Regions from separate parts of the Homo sapiens genome. Here region 2 is linked to region 1. Evidence: chromatin loops called from intact Hi-C (ENCODE). Cell type or tissue: A673. All regions are shown on one strand. Links, peaks and the distances in the headings refer to the core of each region. The heading gives the core; the rest is flanking DNA. Region 1 overlaps XIRP2 (xin actin binding repeat containing 2). Region 2 overlaps B3GALT1 (beta-1,3-galactosyltransferase 1).

Region 1 (12,038 bases), core at 1,607-9,606:
ATTGAAAGAAGTTCTTATACTTTAAAATTCTATCTATAACACCATTTTATTTATATACAGGTACATCTTTTGAAATGTGATCTCTAAATAAAAACTTACCATCATTGCAACCTTTGACTATCCATCTTAAATGTGCTGTATATACAACTTAATGTGCAGAAAGTCTTAACTTCCAATATGTGGGAAATGTATACTTTAAAGGATATTGTAATGAATATTAATACAAATTTCATAGATGTGTGTATATATGTGTATATAATACATATATGAATTTGTCTATTCTAAATTAATGAATTTATTTGGGGATTAATACAAATTTCATAGATGTGTATATTATATATATATAAATTTGTCTATTCTTAATTAATGAATTTGTTTTGGCAATTTTATGATAATAAACATATTTTTCTGTAAAATCTGCCTATCCTTATTTGTAATAATGAAATCTACACATTCAGCCTTTCTTCTAGAAATCAGCCCAAGGATGCCATTAGCATCTAGATATGCAATCTGGGAGTAGAACTGCAGTTAGTTCTCTTGGAGTTATTGCTTAGACATATCAGCATGGTCTGTGTGCCACTTTGCATATACAGTAATCTAAAAAAAATCCAGAAGATATTCTTACCCATTTCCATATGTTACTCTAAGACAGTGTGTATTGTGTTTCAAGTTTTAGATTTATAGGTTGATTGACTCTTCCAACAAAATTTATCAAATGCCTACCACATGCCAAACTTTTTGCTAATAATTGGGGAAATTTGGAGAGTAAAATTAGACCCAGTCACTGTCTTTGTAAAGCTTCTATTTAGTATGGGAGTTTATTATTCTGTTTTCATGTTGCTGATAAAGACATACCTGAGACTGGGCAATGTACAAAAGAAAGGTATATTGGACTTGCAGTTCCATGTTGCTGGGGAGGCTTCACGATCATGGCAAAAGGTGAAAGGCACATCTCACATGGTGGCAGACAAGAGAAGAGTGCATGGTCAGGGAAACTCCCCTTTTAAAAACCATCGGATCTCCTGAGACTTATTCACGATCATGAGAACAGCACATGAAAGACCCAACCACATGATTCAGTCATCTCCCAGCAGGTCTCATCCACAAGAAATGAGAATTATGGGAGCTGCAAGATGAGATTTCAGTGAAGACACAGAGCCAAACAGTATCATTCCACTCCCCACCCCTCCCAAATCTCATGTCTTCACATTTCAAAACCTTCCCAACAGTCCCCCAAAGTCTTAACTCATTTCAGCATTAACTCAAAAGTCCACATTCCAATGTCTCATCTGAGACAAGGCAAATCCCTTCCACCTATGATCCTGTAAATTCAAAAGCAAGTCAGTTACTTCCTAGATAACAAAGGGGGAACAGGAATTGGGTAAATACAGCCATTCTAAATGGGAGAAATCGGCCAAAACAAAGGGGCTGCAAGCCCCATGCAAGTCCGAGATCCAGCAGAGCAGTCAAATCATAAAGCTCCAGAATGATCTCCTTTGACTCCATGTCTTGCATCCGGGTCACACTGATGCAAGAGGTGGGTTCCCTTGGTCTTGGACAGCTCTACCCTTGTGGCTCAGCAGAGAACAGCCTCCCTCCTGGCTGTATTCATGGGCTGATATAGAGTGTCTGTGGCTTTTCCAGGAACACAGTGCAAGCTGTCAGTAGATCTACCCTTCTACAGTCTGGAGGATGGTGGCCCTTTTCTCACAGCTCCACTAGGTGGTGCTCCAGTAGGGACTCTGTGAGGGGGCTCCCACCTCACATTTCCCTTCTACATTGCTCTAGCAGAGGTTCTCCATGAGACCCCTGCCCCTTCAACAAACTTCTGCCTGGACATCCAGGCATTTCCATACATCCTCTGAAATCTAGGTGGAGGTTCCCAAACCCAAATTCATGACTTCTGTGCACTCTCAGGCTCAACACCACGTGGAAGCTGCCAAGGCTTGGGGCTTGCACCCTCTGGAGACACAGCCTGAGCTGTACTTTGGCCCCTTCCAGTCAGGGCTGGAGCAGCTGGGATGCAGGACACCAAGTCCCTTGGCTGCATTCAGCAGGGGGATGCTGGCCCCTGCCCATGAAACCATTTTTTCCTCCTAGGCCTCTGGGCCTGTGATAGGAGGGGCTGCTTGAAAGGCCTCTGACATACCTGGAGACATTATCTCCATTGTCTTGGGGATTAACATTTGGCTCCTCATTACTTATGCAAATTTCTGCAGCCGGCTTGAATTTCTCCTCAGAAAATGGGGTTTTCTTTTCTATCACATTGTCAGGCTGCAAATTTTCTGAACTTTTATGCTCTGCTTCCCTTTTAAACATAAGTTTCAATTCTAAACCATATCTTGGTAAATGAATAAAACTGAAGGCTTTTAAGAGCACCCAAGTCAAATCTCAAACACTTTGCTGCTTAGAAATTTCTTCCACCAGATACCCTAAATCATCTCTCTCAAAATTCAAGGTTCCACAAATCTCTAGGGCAGGGGTAAAATGCCGTCAGTCTCTTTGCCAAAAAGGTGACTCATAGCAAGAGTCACCTTTGCTGTAGTTCCCAACAAGTTCCTCATCTCCATCTGAGACCACCTCAGCCTGGATTTCATTGCCCATATCATTATCAGCATTTTGGTCAAAGTCATTCGATAAGTCTCTAGGAAGTTGCAAACTTTCCCACATTTTCCTGTCTTCTTCTGAGCCCTCCAAACTGTTCCAACCTCTGCCTGGTACCCAGTTCCAAAGTTGCTTCCACCTTTTCGGGTATCTTTTCTGCAGTGCCCCACTCTACTGGTACCAATTTACTGTATTAGTCCATTTTCACCCTGCCGATAAAGACATACACGAGACTGGACAATTTACAAAATAAAGAGGTTTATTGGACTTACAGTTCCACGTGGCTGGGGAGGCCTCACAATCATGGCAAGAGGTGAAAGGCACCTCTCACATGGATGGCAGACAAGAGAAGAGTGCTTGTGCAGGGAAACTCCCCTTTTTAAAACCATCAGATCTCGTGAGACTTATTCACTGTCATGAGAACAGCACAGGAAAGACCCGACCCCATGATTCAATTTTCTCCCACTGCATCCCTCCCACAACCCGTGGGAATTATGGGAGCTACAAGATGAGATTTTGGTGGGGACACAGAGCCAAACCGTATCGGGGGTAAGGGGATGTCACTGGTATTAATCAAATAATTTGCAAGACCATGTGTAATTACAAATGTACTATGTGCTAGGAAGGAAAAGTGAGAGTCAGAGATGTTTAGTAAAAATCAACTGGGTTTGGTACAAGATTTAAGTTGTAAATAAATGAAAGAAATTAGGGTATAAAATATGACTTTTGGTTTTCTGGTTTTAGCAACTAGATTGTCTAAGAAAATGCTCACAGAGACCCAAATTTGAGGTTAGAGGTGGGTGACACTCTGATCAGGACTTGTTGGACTTAAGGTTCGTTTGAAATAGCCATAAGAAACTATCAAGTAGGCAGTTGTCTATATGATTCTAGAGTTCAGAACAGAGCTCCCAGAAGGTAATATACATGTAGGAGCTACTGGTATTAAAGAGATAATTGAAGCCTTGGATGTGAATAAAATTGCTAGGAATAGTATAGTTGATAACAGAGGTTAGTAAAATGTTTTGAACAACTATAGTGTGGTTATAGGAAATTATGTTAACGGATGTACATTTGCTTATAAGCACAATGACTACATTAACAACAACAAATCAATGCAGGTATTAACATAGTTGAGAGGAGTAAACTGAATAATCTGAACGGCAACTGGTAACATAAACATTACTCACTTGATGATATATATTTATCCAACTAAGGTTTTTAATTTATAACAAATGTGTATTCAGAATTGGTGATTTTGATAGCATGAAGATTGAACATGTTGGCTTGCTAAAAACAGGCTGGACAGCATTGAAAATTGTTAATATCGATGGTTTTATAATTTGGACATTATTGAACACATACATGCTCACATTCACACATACAAACACACACACACACAATATTAAATTCAGGGATTAAGATTGAAAAGAAATCAGCTAATGAGCTAGGGAATGGCATTTACTAATTTTTTTCATTATTTGTTCTTAGATATTTCTAGTGTTAATTATGTTTTATATATCATCTCAATTAAAAGCCATTGAAGCTTTTATTGAGCAATAAATATTTTAGGTTAGATAGAGTTCAGAAAATAATGAATTATTTTGGAATTGTCTTTTAGGTTAATTTTTGTTTAAGGAAACTTCTATATGGACAAATAACAACGTAGAAAGGTGTTTTCACCAGAAGTATTCTTTAACCAGTCTGCCCTCCTCCTGAAGGAAATGATTTAACAGGGGTTATTGGACTACCTTGAAGACTAGTAAATAAAAATCTGTCACCATTTTACAAAACATGCAGCAAAAAAGATGGTGAATACAGTAGTGGTCATTACCAATTATTGCGTCTTTGAGCCTTTTAAGTTTTCATTTATTAGAAGTGATATTAAGTTGATATGATAATGTGAGGGAAGTGTCCAAGTATAGCCCAACAGCTCTACTGTGTTTCCAAAGAGTCTTAGGTACAGGATGTGCTGGCTAACTCGTGCTTTTAATTGCATGCAAACAGCTCAGCCAGTACATCCCCGTTCCCTCTATATCTGACACATGAAAACCTTTCTCAGAACTGCTTAGTTATGTGTTTATCTGTGTCCCTTCAGCACATTCCTCCTCTTCCCCCAAATCCTGTATTTCGGACACTGCAGGAAAAGGGTTTGGATCCATCTACTGCAGCAAGAAGTGGGGTGCACGCAGCCAAAGGGCCACTGTCATCTTCAAAATGGACCTACTAGCCTTAACATTGCAAGGGCCTGAATCTTGTGTACTCTCTCTGTCTTGCTGTAAGTAAATACTCTAGCACCTGAACTTGGTGTGCATGTTATCTGTTTTCAGCAACTTTGAATCATTTACTGGTCTCTTCCTAGGTGGGATTTATCTGCCTTTTAACATGGGCCGCACCTATGTGAAATTCTATCCTACAGCACAACCCAGCCACATCGTGAAACAGACAAAAAGTTAACTGTATATTGAACTAGTATTGTAATAAAACACATTGATTTTAAATAATTATGATGTATACTGCCCTGATGGCCTCAATTCTTTACGACTCCCTGCATTCACACACATTGGCAGTGCTGTCTCACTTTGTTTCTTCGAGTATAAGGCTTGCTTTGGCTATTAGAATGAGACAGCAGTAAACTGTGTGCCAGTTCTGAGCCTAGTGTGTCACTGCTCTTCTCCTTTACTTCTTCCATTGCCATGAAAAGAGCATGCTCAGAGTAACTTGCAGGTCACAGGAGGATGATGAAATTACCTAGGGTAGAGCTGTCCCAGGTAATGTGCCCCAACCAAGCAGAGCCTAGAACACAGTTCCCAGCAGATGTGCTGATGCTTGTGTGAGGCCCACAAAGACCAGCAGAACTACCCAGTTGATTTGGGGGGGATGCATCTTTAGCATCTTTAAGTAAAAGTGTAGGTGATAATGCTGCAGTACAACAACAACAACAACGATAATAATAATAAAGAGAGGAATAGGCCACTTCTGTAGGTTCAGAGGAATCTGCTATTTTAATATTTTTGGTTGTATCAACCAACATACAACCATCCATGTTCAAAATCCCATTTTTTCCCAAAAAAGTCCCTGACTGTGTTAGGGAGTTTAACTTTCCATGGAGCTCAGCCACTCTTACTTTTAATTGTTGATTTAATTATTCATCTTTTTGTTAACTTTTTTCTCAGCATTTAGCAACGACTTCCGAGTTCCACTTTCTTCGTAATCGCTATTTTCCCTGCATGTCTCAGATATTTGATACATGGTACCAGCTAGGCATTTGCTTCACCCAGTAAAGTCATGCTAGTGTACCACTGCTGAGAATTTTAACAATCGCACTGCCACCTTGTGCCCATTGCCAGCCAGGCAGAAAAGAATTCAGCTCCAAGATACCATTCAAGTCTTTGCTTTTTGGGCCACTCCTAATACCAGTTAGTCCAGGTTGGGTTCTCCAAGAAGTAGATTCTGAGCCAGAGATTAATGTGTAGGAGGTTTATTAGAGCATGCTCTTGGTATCAAGGGAAAGAAAGGGAAGGGAAAGAAGCATGATTTGGCAGAAGCTGACCTGAGATGCACCCTCAGCCAATTCTATAGGGAGTTCTGAGCTGGAGTGACAGTGAGCCTTAAGAGTTGTGCTGAGTTGTCCTTCCATTGACAAAAAACGAAAATAGTCCACCTTGGAAAGTCAGTTATTTTAGCTAAAGCAATCCTGGCAGGGAGCTGATAATTAATACCCTTCTGGGGCCAGCGCTTTGATCATATGTGGCAGTAAATCATTCCTGAAGAGGAATCTTGATTGTGTATCATAGAATCCACAATCACATAATTACAACTAAGTAAATTATGACAAAGTGAAGACTGATTATTTAAACCCAAAACACTTTTCCACCTGTTTACTATTATTCTGCTGTCTTCCAATTTAACAGGACTCGGTGGCTATCCATTTTCTTGGATTTCCTACATTCATAAGCATTAACTGTACTGAGTTATTTCACTTTATGTTTTGAATGTCTCTTCCTTGTCTGAGAGCTTTACACAAAAGATACCATAATTTATCTATTGTTTTCTTAATCACTCTTCCAGTGCATTCAAATGGTCCCATAAATGCTTGTGGAATGGCTGTTGACTGGGTGATGCCATAGTATTTATTTGTCAGCCTTTCTATCCATTTTCCATCCATTTTATTTTCTATAAATCGGTACTACGTCGAGGAAAATGACCACACTGTAGATATTCTACGTTATCTTCCCTCTGCCACTTCATTTGCATACAAATATATAAAGTTTTAAAATTTCTCATAATATCTTTTGGGAAAAACATCCACAGTAAATGTCAGGTAGCTTAAATTAGACTTTTAAAGGACTCCATCATTATTGAGGTTAAATCATTTTTAGACAATATTTACCAAAAAATGTTTCATGTCTTCTATTAAAGTTGATTTCTAGAGGGTTGAGGCTTAGTACTCTTCAGCACTTCTCACATGTTCTCATGGCTCTTATTTTGAATATAAATATTGTATCTGCTGCCTATTTCTGATCTCCATTACATTTGATTTTTTTACCGTAAGATTTCGTATTATCATTAATACCTTCAGAATTCAAAACTTTTACATTAGATTTAGAAGTCACTCTCAGTTCTCAGTAACATTTCCAGGAAGAAAAAAATGTATTGCACTTCTCTTTTACTTTAACATCTGTGATTATCTTTCTGTAAGTTCTTTTTCTTGGCAATGAAAAAATTTTCCATTTCCCAATTGGATAGTAACCAGTAGTCAGTAACTATCAAAACACAGCAGAGAAAGTATTGTTTTTCTATTTTTCAGTTTCTTGAAAAATTAATATGTCTTTAGAAATTATTCTAGAGATGTTTATAGAAAATTGTTAGCTTGGGAGAAAATATTCCCGATGCGTAAAATGGTTGTGCATTAGGGAGTGGGTGGTAAGTTTGCATTTGTCAGTTTTATTGTAATTTGAGAAAACCATTGTCCCAATCCAAAGAATGTGTTGCTGTGAGAAAACTATTGTCCCAATCCAAAGAATGTGTTGCCCAGAGCCCCAAATCTGTTGCAAGGATTGATTGTGTGGAAGCTGCAAAAAAGACAATTCAGCACAATTTTATGGGAAATAGAACATTTTTACAAGATTCATTGGAAGGTCTAGTCTTGAATAAATAATGCAAAACCCCTTATATGCTATGCTCTGCCATCACACAGCCTCCTGTGGAACAGCTTTTGGTCAATCATGGATCCATCTTCATTCCTTTATAACATAATTTTGTTTATGGAAATATTAATTTTTACAACACAAATCATATATTACATAGTTCTGTGACGTAAATCCCAAGAAAAGATTATGGGAAGTTGTTACATAACATTAATAGCCATGTATTTTTTAAAAAACCCTAAAGATTAAACATGGTTACTACCAGTTATGGGCTGAATTGTGTTCCCCGCAAATTCATATGGTGAAATCCTAAGCCACAGCATCTCAGAATTCAGCTCTTTAAGGAGATAGGGTCTTTCAAGAAGTAATTAAAGTAAAATGAGGTCATGAGGCTGGGCCCTACTCCAATATGAGTTGGAACATTATAAGAAATTGGAACATAGACACATATAGAGGAAGGCCATGGAAGACACAGAAAGAAGATGACTATCTACAAGCCAAGTAGAGAGGCCTCAGAAGAAACCAAGCTGGCCAACACCTTGATATCAGATTTTTCCGACTTGCAGAATTGTGAGAAAATAAATTTCTGTTTGGTCACTCAGTCTGTGGTACTTACTTATGACAGCTTTAGAAAAATAATACACTGACTGCAACAATAAGAAAACTTCACTGAATTTTTGATTTGTGTGTTTAGCTACATTTTAGATCCTAAAGCTTGCTATTTAGCTGGAAGATTTTGTTATAATTAGAGCGAAACCATTACTAAATAAAATTGTATTTGCATATTTGAATTTGTAAACTCCTACATGTCATTCAAGAAAGGTGATGCAGCCAATAATCATAATACAATGCCTCTTTCTGATTAAAAATTTTTTAAAAATGTTTTCTTGAAAGAAAATATGTTACATATACACAATGGAGTACTATTTAGCCATATAAAAGCATGATATCCAGTCATTTGCAACAACATGGATGGAACTGGAGGTCATTATGTTAAGTAAAATAAGCCAGGCACAGAAAGAAAAACATCACATGTTCTCACTTATTTGTGGGATCTAAAAATCAAACAATTGAACTCATTGACATAGAGAGTAGAAGATAGTTACCAGAGGCTGGGAAGGGTAGTAGCAGGAAGGGGGGATGGTTAATGGGTATGAAAAATTAGAAAAAATGAATAAGACCTACTATTTGATAGTACAACAGGGTGACTATAGTCAATAATAACTTAACTGTACATTTTAAAATAATTTAAGGAGTATAATTGGATTATTTGAAACTCAATGGATAAATACTTGAGGGGATGGATACGCCATTTTTTGTGATGTATTTATTTCGCATTGCATGCCTGTATCAAAACATTTCATGTACTGCATACATATATACATACCTACTATGTACCTAAAAATTTTTTTTAAAAAAAGATGAGGGCACAAAATTGCTTGTTGATTAAATGAAAAATCAGAACAATCATTATTTTCATTGTTCTCCCTGGTGTGCACAGCAGCTACTTTTAATCTTAAATTTTACCATAATTGAAGAGGGGACTAGGCTACCAAGATTCAGTAGGAAGAGTCCAACAAGAGGACCTTTGTAAAGCAAGAGTCACATTCTTTAAAAGGATCACTGACACTAAGAAACTATACAGTAATACTATGTCATGAGTTTTCACGAATTATTTCTTTCTGCATGAAAACTATTGTGTTATCTTACTATAAATGATTATAGAAATAATGCTGTGTCATTCAGAATATTTGAAGGGTAAAGTGCAGTAATTCAGTTTAAACAAAAAATTTACTTCTGTAGCTCTGGCCATTTTCTTGCTAGACTTTCATAGTATTTCATTTAATCGGGTAAAAGTATGTGTTTGTTATGAACTGAACTGTGTTCCCACAAAGCTCATATGTTGAAGCCCTAAACCCCAATATGACTATATTTGGAAATACATCCATTAAAAAGGCAAGTAAGGTTAAATGAAGTCCAATGAGTGGTTCCTAGTCCAAAAGGACTGGTACTCTTATAAGAAGAGAAAGAGACACTAGGAGTGTGAGTGCTCAGAGGGAAGACTATGTGTGGACCTCAACAAGGTGACTATTGGCAAGCCAAGGAGAGAGGCCTCAGGAGAAACCAAGCCTATCTTCAACTTGACCCTGTACTTCCACCTTTCTGAACTGTGAGAAAATATATTTTTTGTTGTTTAAGCTACCCAGTCTGTGATATTTAATTATGTAAGCCCTAGGGAACTAATGCAATGTAGGTCTTAGATATCTATTAAGAACATACTAGCAAGAGGGAATTTGTTAGTCTTTCTGAAAAGAAATAGTTTCCAAGATTGCATTTTGGTTTTATATTTATAGAATGTCAATAGTTTGTGTTTACGTAGGAGAATATGGGATAAGTCCTGTTTCATATATGTACACTACAAATTTATGCAAAGCCACTTATTTATGTTCATTTTTTTTCAGAATCATAAAATTTATTTGAGGAAGAACAAAGGCAGTAGAAAATTTAGAAGCCAAATTTTAGAGGAATATGTTTTCATAACAGAAAAACTTAATATTCATCAAATATGATAAGAAGAAAACCTGACAAACTGTAGTGATATGATTGTTATACTTATCCATTACACAGAGCAAGCAATACAAATGCAATGTGAATAATTTATTTAAGTAATGTCTAAAACCTTTCTAGTTAATTTCTGAGTATGGACTTCACATTATTCTGGAGGAAAATCAACATTTTTCGTCAAATGTTTATAGACACATTCTATGATAATTTAATATAGGTAATTATTTCAAGAACAATAACCCTCGTATCTTTAAAATGTAGAGTAAAAGAGAAAATGAAAATGTTACACTTTCTAATAATACTGTGCCTTCAGTTTAGTATTTTATTTTTTCCAGCATTATTTTAGTGTGGGTGGTAAATACTTGCCTCAAGACAAATACTTCCCAAGTCACAAGGAGTATATGTACTTAGAATGACAGTATATATCAAAAAAAGTTACAGAAGTATTTTGGTTTGCACCTCAGGTGATTCAATTTTATTTCAGAGGAAATTACAGAGAAGTTATAATAATTGTGACAAGCAGCAGCAGTATAAAAATCACACCCATGATGTTTTACAGGAAAACAGAACAATATGCTAAAGTGCCATTTGAATGGAAAACATATCCATAGTGTTTCATCTCTTCATTCCAGTTCAAACAAAAGTAGATGTAAATAAATTGTGAAAAAAATGACAAGGTGTAATACAAGAAATATCCCATTGAGATAGACACGAGATTTCTGAACACCATGTTTACATCAAGTTCCTCAAAAGGGTATCCAAATTCATAAAATCTTATTTCAGAACATCAATATCTCTCAGTGCCTAAGTGTGGACTGTCAGTGGCCATAGATATTTTACTCAGTGTCACTGTAGCACCTGTTTCTTTTAATCTGCTCTTCCACCGTGAGTTGTTCTGACTGCACCTCCACTCTGGGAAACAAAGGCTTAGCTGTACATTCATGGCTCAGAGCATCAAAACCTGTGTTTTCATTATTGCGGGCAGCTTCTGTTGTTTCAACATGCCAAGGTTTAACATCCTTTCCAAATTCCCTTAAATCCAAGCATGGCATATTTTTAATTTGATCTACAGAATCTATTAAATCACAATTGAAAATGTTCTCATTTTTCTTGGAAAATGCAGTGATTTTCACGGTGTTAGAAAAGAAAAAGTGTAAATTTTTGCTCTTTGAATGGCTTCCTTTAATGTTTAAGAGATTTGTATCAGGAGAGATGATTGAACTTCCCCCCTTTACCATAAGGCCTCTGCTGAGGCTTGGTTTTGGAGCAGGCTGCACAGGACTGCCAGCAGCTGCTCTGTCAGTCTGTTTCTTCAGAGCCATTGCTAGTACATTCCTCGAATAAGTCTTTTCAGATTCAAATATACCAAGTAACTCTGAGATTCTAGATGTATTTTCTAACTTCTCAATTTCATATTCATTTGCAGTGTCATTTGCTTCACTCGACAAGGGTAATAGATCAAGAAATTCTAAAATAGATGTCTTCTGCCTGCAATTATTCAGATATGAGACTGCTACATAATTGTTATTATTATTCTTATTCAAATTTTCTTTATGATTTTCTGGCATCATCTCATCATCAGTGTTAGTAACCTGTAAAACTTCTGCACCATTAGTTTGGTTAGTTTTTTCATTTTTCTCCTTTTCAGCACTCTGCACAATCACATTATTGTTGTCATTAAGATCCATAGCACTTTTCCTGTTACTCTTTGTGTCTTCAGCT
Region 2 (12,038 bases), core at 2,538-10,537, 150 kb before region 1:
CCTATAATGGATTAAGCTATTCATAAAGGTAGAGTGCTCATGACCCAATCACCTCTTAAAGGCCCCACCTCTCAATACTGCCACATTGAGGATTGAGTGTCAACATGAATTTTGAAGGGGACAAACATTCAAACCATAGCATCCCACCCCTGGCCTCCCAAAATGCATGTCCTTCTAACACATAAATATATTCATTCCATCCCCATAGCCTGAAAGTCTTATCTTGTTCCGGCACCAACTCAAAAGTCCAAAGTCCGGTCTTACCTATGAGCCTATGAAATCAAAACAAGTTATCTACTTTCAAGATACAATAATAGTACAGGCCTAAGACAGTCATTCTCATTCCAAAAGGAAGGAGGAGGCAAAAAGAAAGGAGTAACAGGCCGCAAGCTAATCTGAAACCCAGAAAGATAAACATGAAATCTTAAAGCTGGAGAATAATCCCTTTGATTTCATGTTCCACCTTCTGGTTATCTTGGGGCATGAATTGGGACCCAAGGCTTCAGGTAGCCCCATCTCTATGGCTTTGCTGCATGCTAGTCACATGGTAGCTCATACAGGTAGAAATCCAGTGTCTAAAGCTTTCCCAGGCAGATGTTGCTTGCTACTGGTGACTCTACAGCTCTGGAGTCCCAGTGGTGCTTCCATGGCTCCACTCAGCATTGCCCTAGTGGAGACTCTCTGTGGCAACTCTAACCCCGCATTTCCACTCAGCATTGCTCTAGTTGGAGCCCTTTATTGGGGGCCTTGCCCCTGTGACAAGTCTCTGCCTGAGCCCCCAGGCTTTCTGCAGCATCCTTTGACATTTGGGTGAATGCTGCCAACCCTTCACAACTCTTTCTTTCTGCAAGCCTACAGAATTTGCACATGGATGCCACTAAGGTTGACGACTTGTATCTTCTTAAGCAGTGAGCTGCTCAGTGTCTGAGGCCACTTGAGCCACAGCTGGGGTGGCTGAGGAGGACTATGTTGGAATGAAGGGAGCAGAGACCTGAGGTAACCCTGGGCAGCAGGCCTGAGTCTGTCCCCAAAGCCACTCTGTCCTCCTAAGCCTCTGGGCCTGTGATGGAAGAGAGAGCCTCAAAGATCTCAGAAATGCTTCCAGGGTCTTCTTCTACCACCTTGATGGTTCCTTCTCTCTACTAATCTTAGCAAAAGTTGCTCAGCCACTTACTTGGTTTCCTCTCTTGAACAAGCTTTTTCACTTCTTACATGGCCAGGCCGAGAGTTTTCCAAATCTTTTTTTTTGCTTCTCTTTTCATTATAAATTCCATCTTTAAGTCATTTTTTTTTAAACTCACAGCTTAATGTAAGTGGTTAAAAGTAGTCATGCAGCAGCCTGAATGGTTTGCTGCTTAGGTATTTGTTCCATCAGATATCCTAATTCATTGCTCTTAAATTCTACAATCCATAAAGCCCTAACTAAGGCACAGACACAATGCAGCCAAGTTCTTTGCCAGTTTACAACAAGGATGGACTTTTCTCCAGTTTCCAATACCTTGTTCCTCAGTTCTATCTGAAATCTCATCAGAACGTTCTTTGCTGTCCCTATTTCTATCAGTATTCTGGTCACAACTAGTTAACCAATCTCTAAGGAGTTACAAACATTTCCTAGTATTCTTATCTTCTAAGCCCTCCCCTCAATATAAGTGTTTTCTAGCCTGCTCCTTCAAACTCCTGTAGCTGCAGCCCATTACCCAGTTCCAAAGCTGCTTCTGCATTTTTACGTATTTATTATCAGCAACATGCCACTTCTCAGTACCAATTTTCTTGGCTCATTTTCCATCATTTATAAAAGAATATTTGAAACTGGGTAATTTATGAATAAAAGAAATTTACTTCTCCCAGTTATAGAAGCTAAGAAGTACAAGGTCAAGGGGCCACATCAGGGAGGGCCTTCTTACTTGTGGGGATTTCCTGCAGAGACCTGAGATGGCTCAGGGTATCATATAATGAGGGAGCTGGGTAGGCTAGCTCAGGTCTCTCTTCCTCTTCTTATAAAGCCACCAGTCCCACTTCAATGGTAACCCATTAATCCATTCATGAAGGCAGCACTTTCAGGACCCAATGACTTCTTCAAGGCCCCACTTGTCAGTACTGCCACAATGGGGATTAAGTTTCAACATGAGTTTTGGAGGGGACAAACATTCAAATCATAGCACACTCTGAGATGCAGTTTCTTATTTGCAAAGGAGGTATAACATATCTATCTCATTCGAGTTGCTACAAAATTAAATGAGATAATGCATGTAAGACATCTAATAAACACTCAGTAAATGTGAATTTCCTTCTCACTTGAAAAGCATTAACGTACATTAAGTTTGAAAAATATCTGTTAAAGAATTAAAGCAGAAGTTTGGGCCATGGGTTAGGGGAATATAGCTCATAAACATCATACCTACGGCTACTGAGATTGTTAATATTTCACAATATTTGTGAAATACTGATAAAAGATGGAAGCAAATTTGAATGAATCCATATTACTGCAAACTTATTAGTGGCATCAAAGAGTTGTTGATTGAAGGTTTCCAACAGTGTTTACAGTGGGCATTACCCTAGGTTCATAAGATTGAGTATGCATTCATTTCAAATGTAATGTGTCTTTAATATAACTCATCTCTTTAGGATTCCACAGTTCCTATAAATGGCTTTTCTGGAGAAAGTTCACTTTACTTTTCTGCATTGAAATACAGGATTTAGCACTGTTAATTTATTGTGGATCTTATAAAAAGCACTGAACCAAGAAGGGAACAAATGGTTAATTATGTGGTACTTTAGCAGTAATGTAACACATAGTGAACAAAAATGACTTCCATAAAGTGAACATTATAACCTAATTGGTTTCTTGCACCTTATAAATTAGAACTAATTACCAAAATAGAAATTTTTACATCTCAGAGTCACTTGGCCAGAATTACATAGTCAGTCAACTGCCAAGTCAAGATAAAAACACAAGTTTTCCTGATTCAAAGTTAATATTCATTCCTCTTGCTGTATTCTCTTAGGAAGTAAAGACACTAATAGTATTCAGGGTTTTCCATTCATACTTCTGCACAGCTGTCTAGTCTTCATCAAACCTAAGCATAAAAAATACACAGGTTTACTTCTTTCTCTGGGTCTCCATTTCCTTATTAAGGCCCCCCATGTCATGTAAAACTTGCATTAAATAAATCTGTATACTTTTGTCTTTTTAATCTGTCTTTTGTTATGGGGCCTTAGCCATGAACCTAATAGAGAAAGGAAACATATCTGCTTTCCTTTACAATACTGATATATTAAATATATCAATTGCAGTAAATAAACTCAACATAGCTCTTTAGTATATGGTAACTACCATAACATGTGAAATTAGAATGTATTCCTTTTAAACCAAGAAGAAAAAACTTTAAGTATTCCAAGAAAGAAAAAATTAATCACACTGAGGCAAAATGATAGTATAGAAACTTAAAAATACAGGAAAAAAACCTAATAAAACAGCAATTACAATATATGTAAACGACATAAACCAAAAGACATGGAAACTATGATATTAATATAATGAAAAAGGATATATCAGGTGAAAATAAACCTGAAGAAATCTGTAGTAATATTGACACTTGAAAACATAAAATTTAAAGCAAAGAATGGGAGATAAAAATGCCATACACTTTAAAAATGAACAGTAGATGAACAGAATGCATTCATTATAAATACATATGCATTCAACAATACAGCTTCAAAATATATAGGATTAACTGACAAAATAGGAGGAAGTAATTTATGAATTTAAAAATTGGATTGAGGATTTTATCATACCCTCTTCTGAAAATATAGATCATGCAGAAAAAATATACAGTGATATAAGAAAACCTCGAAAATATAACTTAACAACCACTGTTATGTTTAAATCATGAGACATAAATGAAATTTCGTCTCTCAAAGCAGAATACACAATCTGTTTAAGTACACATAAACATTTACAAAACTGGTCATATATTAGGTCAATTAAATAGCCTCAGTACAATCTAAAGGATCAATATAATGTCTTATGTTCTCCATTTTTTTCTATCCCCCCATCTCTCTCCTTGTCAGCTTTATTGCAGGACAATCTATACAAGTACACAATCATTGTACACCCAATTAACGTTCACAAAGTGAATAAATTATTGTAACCAGTCATCCAAACAAGACATAGAATATTATCAGAATCCCAGAAGCCCCTTTCTGCTACTCTTCTAGACGTTATCCCTCAGCAAGAGATATTCTGATTTCTATCACAATAGATGGAATTACAATATGTATTCTTGTGTATAATGTCTTTTGTTCAACATTGTGCTGGTGAGATCCATTAAGTTTGTGTCTTATTTCATTTCCCATTTCTTTTCATTTTTGTAAGGTACTCAAATATGAGAATATACCACAACATATTTGTAGACATTTCAGTTGTTTATAGCTATTTCCAGTTCTAGTGATTCCATGAATATGCTTATACATGCCATTTGATGAAGAGATGTACACATTTATTTTGTCTCTATAATAGGTGTGTAATTTCTGGGTCATACGGAATATACAATATGTTCAACTTTAGTAAATAATTCTAAGCAGTTTTCCAAAGTGGTTGTACCAACTTATACTCTCATTATCAATGAATGAAAGTTTCAGTGGCTTCACATCCTTGTCAACACTTACAAGTTCTTTCTTTTTCATCTTAGTCATTTGGTATGGTATGTTGTAGATTCAAGTCTTCTTTATATAATGAAGTTGAATATATTGTCATATTTTTATTTGTTATTTGTATATCCTCTTTTGCAAAATGCTTGTTCCAGACTTTTGCTCATTTCTCTATTTGATTGTCTGCATTTGATTATCAATTTGTGAACATTCTTCATGTATTCTAGATATGAGAGTCCTTTGCTTGATAAAGGTTTTGCATGTATGTTCTCCATTCTCTGGCTAGACTTTTTTACTACTTGATGTCATGTGATGAATAGAAATTTGTTATTATGATATAACTCGATTTACTTCTTTATTACTTTTCTTCACGTTTAATGACTTTTTGATGAAAAGAGACATTGTGATTCATTTTATTCAAAATATATAGGTATTTAGTTGTTATGGTTAATGTTTTACTTATTTATTTGTTCTACCGTGCCATTTAATTACCTTTTTGTGGTAATAAATACATTTATATTCCTTTTTTCTCCTTCATCCCCACACCCTACCCTTCCTGACCTCTGGTAACCACCATTCCACTCTGTCTTCATGAGCTCCACACTTTAGCTCCTACACGAGTGAGAACATGCAATATTTGTCTTTCTGTACCTAATTTATTTCGTTTAATATAATGGCCTCCAGTTCCATCCATGTTGCTGCAAATGACAGTATTTCATTTGTTTTATGGCTGCATAACATTCCATTCTGTATATATACATTTTCTTTATCCATTCATCTATTGATGAGCACTTAGGTTGATTCCATATTTCAGTGAATAGTGCTACAATAAACATGGAAGTGCAGGTATTTCTTTGATATACTAATTTCCTTTCTTTTAGATATATGCCTAGTACTGTGATTGCTGGATAATATGGTAGTTCTATTTTTAACTTTTTGAGGAACATCCATACAGTTGATAGTAGCTGTACTAATTTACATTCCCACCAACAGTGTATGAGGGTTCCCCTTTTCTACAACCTCACCAGCAGATGTCATTGCCTGTCTATTGATACAAGCAGTCTTAACTGGGGTGAGATGATATTTCAGGATTAATGATGTTGAACATTTTTTCATATACCTATTGGCCATTTGTCTGTCTTATTTTGAGAAATGCCTGTTCAGATCTTTTGCCAATTTTAAACTCAAATTATTTGTGTGGTTTTTTTTTTTTTTTTTTTTTGGTTTTTTGTTTGCTATTGAGTTGTTTGAGCTTCTTACATATTCTGGTTATTAATGCCTTCTCAGATGGATAGTTTACAAATATTTTCTCCCATTCTGTAAGTGGTCTTTTCACTTTGTTGATTTTTGTTGTTGTTGTTGTTGTTGTTGTTGTTATACAGAAGATTTTTAGCTTGATGTAATCCCATTTGTCTATTTTTGCTCTGGTTCCCTGTAATTTTTTTGAGGTCTTCTCCATAAAATCTTTGTTTAGACCAATGTTCTGGAATGTTTCCTCAATCAACTTTTTTTTTTTGTAACACTTGTGTAGACATTTTTAGAGCAGGTTTATATACATTTTTTGATTCAAACTTTATTTTGTATGGGTATCTTTATAAAATTATTTGATATATGCTCCTTTTTCTTAAGGTAAAATACATTTGTATAGCATCAACATTTTCTGTTAGGTCTATTAAGAACCTCATTTTATGACCTAAGAGGTCATAAGTGACACTTACACAAGGTCAATCTTAATGACCTGTATAAGAACCACAATTATACAAGGACATTTTGGGGGAGTATAATTTGCATGCCCCTTTGCCAAAAAGCCTCATAGTTCTGTGCTTTTGGAGCTATTTATTTTATTTTATTTTTTTACTTTAAGTTCTGGGATACACGTGCAGAATATGCAGGCTTGTTACATAGGTATATATGTGCCATGGTGGTTTGCTGCACCCATCAACCCATCATCTAGGTTTTAAGCCCGTATGCATTAGGTATTTGTCCTAATGCTCTCCCTCCACTTGCCCCCCAGCCCCTGACAGGCCCCAGTGTGTGATATTCCTCTCCCTGTGTTGTGTCCATGTGTTCTCATTGTTGAACTCCCACTTTTTTTTTTTTTTTTTTTTTTGAGATGGAGTCTCGCTCTGTCGCCCAGGCTGGAGTGCAGTGGCGCGATCTCGGCTCACTGCAAGCTCCGCCTCCCAGGTTCACACCATTCTCTTGCCTCAGCCTCCCGAGTAGCTGTGACTACAGGCGTCTGCCACTGCGCCTGTCTCATTTTTTGTATTTTTAGTAGAGATGGGATTTCACCATGGTCTTGATCTCTTGACCTCGTGATCCACTCACCTCGGCCTCCCAAAGTGCTGGGATTACACGTGTGAGCCACCGCACCCGGCCACAACTCCCACTTATGAGTGAGAAGAATGGGTGTTTGGTTTCCTGTTCCTGTGTTAGTTTGCTGAGAATGATGGTTTCCAGGTTCATCCATGTCCCTGCAAAGGACATGAACTCATTCTTTGTTATGGCTGCATAGTATTCCATGTGTATATGTGCCACATTTTCTTCATCCAGTCTATCATTGATGGGCATTTGGGATGGTTCCAAGTCTTTGCTATTGTAAATAGTGCTGCAATAAATATACATGTGCATATGTCTTTATGGTAGAATGATTTATCATCCTTTGGGTATATACCCAGTAACGGGATTGCTGGGTCAAATGGTATTTCTGGTTCTAGATCCTTGAGAAATCGCCACACTGTCTTCCACAATGGTTGAACTAATTTACACTCCCACCAAGAGTGTAGAAGCGTTCCTATTTCTCCACACCTTCGCCAGCATCTGTTGTTTCCTGACTTTTAATGATCGCCATTCTAACTGGCATGAGATGGTATCTCAACAAACAACTCTGTGCTAAAGGGGCATGTTCTAACCCAATGCAAGGAAGCTAAGAACCTTGATAAAAGGTTACAGGAACTGCTAACTAGAATAACCAGCTTAGAGAAGAACCTAACTGACCTGATGGAGCTGAAAAACACAGCACAAGAAATTAGTGAAGCATACACAAGTATCAACAGCCAAATCAATCAAGCAGAAGAAAGGATATCAGAATTTGAAGATCAACTTACTGAAATATGGTGCGAAGACAAGATTAGAGAAACAAGAATGAAAATGAATGAACAAAGCCTCCAAGAAATATGGGACTATGTTAAAAGACCAAACCTATGATTAATTGGCGTACCTGAAAGTGACAGGGAGAATAGAATCAAGTTGGAAAACACACTTCAGAACATTATCCAGGAGAACTTCCCCAACCTAGCAAGACAGGCCAACATTCAAATTCAGGAAATATAGAGAACACCAGTAAGATAGTACTTGAGAAGAGCAACCCCAAGACACATAATTGTCAGATTCTCCAAGGTTGAAATGAAGGAAAACATGTTAAGAACAGCCAGAGAGAAAGGTCAGGTTACCTACAAAGAGCAGTTTTATATTTACCTAAAACAAACTGAAGTATGGGGATGTCTCTAGATTTAGTCTTTTTGCTCAAGATTGTTTTGGCTCTTTTGGATCTTTTGTGCTTCCAGATAAATTTTAGGAGTTTCTTTTTCTATTTCTGTAAATAATGTCATTGGTATTTGGATAGAGAATGCACTGAATCTGTAAATTGCTTTGGCTGGTATTGCCCATTTTCACAATATTAATTCTTCCAACCCATGAACATGCAATATCTTTCCATTTTGTGTGTGTGTCTTCTTCAATTTCTTTAAACAGAGCTGCACAGTGTTTTTTTTTTGTTTGTCTTTTGTTTTTTTTTTTTTTTGTATACATCTTCACTTCTTTGGTTAGATTGGTTTCTAGGTATTTCATATTTTTGTAGCTATTGGAAATGGGCTTGGTTTCTCGATTTTTTTCTGATTGTTTGCTGTTGGCCATATATAAGTGTTACTGATTTTTGTATGTTAATTTTGTATCCTGTATCTTTACTAAATCCATTTATTAGTTCTAACAGTTTTTTATGTTGCAGTCTTTAGGTGGGTTTTTCTAGGTTTAACTTCCTTTCCAATTTGGATATCCTTCATTTCTTTATCTTGACTAATTGCTCTGGCCAGCAGTTCCAGTAGTATGTTCAATAAAAATAGTGAAACTGGGCATCCTTGTCCTGTTCATCTCCTTTGAGGAGAGGTCTTCAATACTTTCCTGTTCAGTATGATGTTAGCAGTGGGTTTGTCACATATGGCCCTTATTATTTTGAGGTATGTTCCTTCAATACCCATTTTGATGAGGCTTTTTGTAATAAGGGATGCTGAATTTTATCAAATGCTTTTTCAGCATCTATTCAAATAATCATAAGGTTTTTCTGATTCTGTTAATGTGATATATTGCATTTATTGATTTGTGTATTTTGAACCATCCTTGCATCCCTGGATGAATCCCTCTTTGTTATGATGAATAATCTTTCTAATGTGTTGAGTTTAGTTTGCTAGCATTTTGTTGAAGATTTTGTGTCTACGTTCACCAGTGATATTGGCCTGTAGTTTTGTGTGTCTGTGTGTGTGTGTGTGTGTGTGTGTGTGTGTGTGTGTGTGTGTGTGTGTGTGTGTGTCTTTGCCTGCTTTTGTTATCAGGGTAATGCTGGCCTCATAAAATGAGTTTTAAAGTATTGCCTCACCTTTAATTTTTTTGAAGAGTTTGAGTAGGATTGGCATTAGTTTTTCTTTAAGTGTTTGGTAGAATTCAGGAGTGAAGTAATCAGGTCCTGGGCTTTTCTTTAATGAGAATCTTTACATTATGGCTTAAATCTTGTTACTTGTTATTGGTTTTTTGAGGTTTCTTTGTGTTTTAATCTTGGTAAGTGATATGTGTCCAGGAATATATGCATTACTTCTAGGTTTCCAAGTTTGTTGGAGTATAATTGTTCATAATAGTGTCTAATGATTCTTTGTATTTCTGATGTCTCAGTTGTTACGTCTCCTTTTTCATTTTTGATTTTATTTATTTGGGTCTTCTCTCTTTTGTCCTTAGCATAGCTAAAGGTTTGTTGATTTTTTTTTTTACCTTTTCAATAAAACAACTTTTTTTTGTTCATATTCTATATTGTATTGTCTTAATTTCATTTATTTCTGCTCTGATTTTTATTATTTCTTTCCTACTACTAATTATAGGCTGGGCTTGTTCTTGCTTTTCTAGTTCCTTGAGATGCATTCTTAGGTTGTTTATTTAAAGTCTTTTTACTTTTTTGATATAGGCATTTATTGCTATCAACTTCGCTCTTAGTGCTGCTTTGCTGTATCCAATCGATTTTAGTATGTTGTATTTCCATTTTCATTTGTTTCAATAATTTTTTAATTTCCTTCTTGAGTTCTTCATTGACCCACTGGTTGTTTAGGAGTATGTTGTTTTATTTCCATGTGTTTGTGTATTTTCTGAGGTTTCTCTTGTTATTGATTTCTAGTTTTGTTCTACTGTGTTCAGAAAAGATGCTTGATATGATTTCTATTTTTTAAAATTCATTCAGATTTGTTCTGTAGTCTAAGATATGGTCTGTTCTCAAGAATGTTCCATTTGCTAATGAAAATAACATGTATTCTGTGGCAGTGGGTTGAAATGTTCCATAAATGCCAGTTTGGCCTATTAGATAGGGTATGTCGTTTAAACTCCAATGTTTTCCTTTTCAGCTCTGGTTGGCACTATAAGCCCAGTTTCACCTCAGCACTAGTAAATTACTGAAGTACTGTCAGTCCTGAATGGGGAGGTCTCAAAGGGATTATCCCAGCAGGATCGGAAGGCTGAGTTGGTGTCCATCCCCAGGGGATCTGTATCTGTGGAATGTACCATCCGACAGCATGGTGTTGCTGAGTCTGATTTGGTGTCTCCTTTGGTTGAGTCACAGAGTTTCCATGGCTGGGAATGTCAGTCCTGCCCCCTCCTTTGTCTCTGCCTGTCCGCAGGGATATTTCTTCCTTCACTCAGTCATGATGATTCCTGTGGGTTAAAGCAAGGACAAGTCTCCTGCTGGGAACCCAAGAAGGTGGGGAAGCCGGCTGACCATCTCAATCTCACTTTTTCAAGTACATAAACTGTGAATTGAGGGGAGATTTCCTGTGTGCTTGGCGCTGGGAAGAATTTGGGGGAGGGGCATTGTGGATGTGGGAGTCTGGATTCTTTTACTATCTGCTTGGAGTTTCTCCACTTTTCTGTGGCTCCAGGAATTGTTTCATCCCATATTTGAGTTCTGGGTTGTTGCTGGTGAAAAATTCTGGTGCTCTATATTTGTTTCTGGATTTCTGTGGTGGGGAGTGAATGAAGCTTGCTTCTATACTGCCATTTTGGAACCAGAAGTCTAGTGCTTTTTATATTCTGATTAAAAATAACCCCATGTCATGAAAAGTTTCCCCTATAATTTCTTTTTAAAAGCTTTATTGTTTTGCCCTTCACATTTATTTCTACAATCTCTATGGAATTGCTTTTTGCATATGGTATAAAGTAGGGTCAAAACACTTGTTTTTTCAACTTACCAAGAAATTGCACTGGGTGCCCATTTTAAATGATTACTTTAAAATATTTCAATTATGTTAAAACTTAAAAAAAAAATTTCCCCAAATACCATCTATCCTTACACAACAGCTGCTTTATTTTCTAATATTTCTCTCTGGTCTTTTATTTTCTTCTATTTACCCATCTATCATGTTTACATACTTCATTTATTCAATAGTATTTGTTGAATATAACTCTATTTGAGTCCTTAGAGTATATAATTCTCTATGACTTTTTTGAGCTTCTCTGGATAATAGTTGGATTTGTTTATTTCATGATTCTCTACGGGGAAATTCAATTTAAATCACAGCCAAAAGCAAAGTAAGTTTTAAGATAAATGGGATTAAATAAAACCATGTACTATATTTAAAATTTTACATTTCACATGAAAAGGGAAGGCATAAGGAATCTAATGAGTAATTCATTCCATAGCTTCAAATATATATATACACAAAGAAAACCCTTTGTCTGAACATGTAACAAAGACAGTGAGATATTCTTTATCTTGATCTCTTATTTTCTTTAACATAAACTTGCAAATGATCTCCTTATAAGAAATAATATCACCTCAATTTCTGAGCTTTTCTGACCTAATAACACTCCAGGAAACTGAGTTCATTATAATAAGGAAAGATTTCTATAAGAAGAATAGCATTTGGAAAATAATTATTGCACTGTTATAGTTAATATTAACAACACATGGAAGTTCAATATCCTTTAAACATTCTTAATTTAATAAATTGGACACATTTAGGATTATTAAAAGTATTATTAAAACATAGTCCTTTTAAATGATAGTAATTATTTACTACTACTGATATAGAATTAAATATTTGCTCCTGATGTGATTGACAGCTACTTTATACTTATAG

Evidence for each region. A loop is a pair of places that touch in the nucleus more often than their neighbours do. Peaks named below come from ENCODE experiments on the same cell type or tissue, not always from the same donor. Only the 100,000 strongest peaks of a DNase experiment are listed, where the experiment ranks them.
Region 2: it touches region 1 in a loop (8-fold over the local background); 5 of 110 quality-filtered maps call a loop at or near these places.

Annotation. Positions count from the first base shown.
Region 1 is chr2:167,258,478-167,270,515 of GRCh38, reverse strand. XIRP2 (xin actin binding repeat containing 2) reads right to left here. Exons shown (of 11, transcript NM_152381.6): 11 at 10,763-12,038. Among named protein-coding and RNA genes, the nearest start is that of B3GALT1, 29 kb to the left of the region's middle. In A673, for the core only: CTCF peaks have their summits at 1,720 (motif pointing right), 5,746 and 5,946 (motif pointing left); a DNase peak (open chromatin) is centred at 5,935.
Region 2 is chr2:167,405,213-167,417,250 of GRCh38, reverse strand. The region is part of intron 1 of B3GALT1 (beta-1,3-galactosyltransferase 1); the gene reads right to left. Among named protein-coding and RNA genes, the nearest start is that of B3GALT1, 120 kb to the right of the region's middle. RefSeq lists an enhancer at 10,720-11,273. In A673, for the core only: a CTCF peak has its summit at 5,669 (motif pointing right); a DNase peak (open chromatin) is centred at 10,450; H3K4me3 peaks cover 409 bases; H3K27ac peaks cover 66 bases.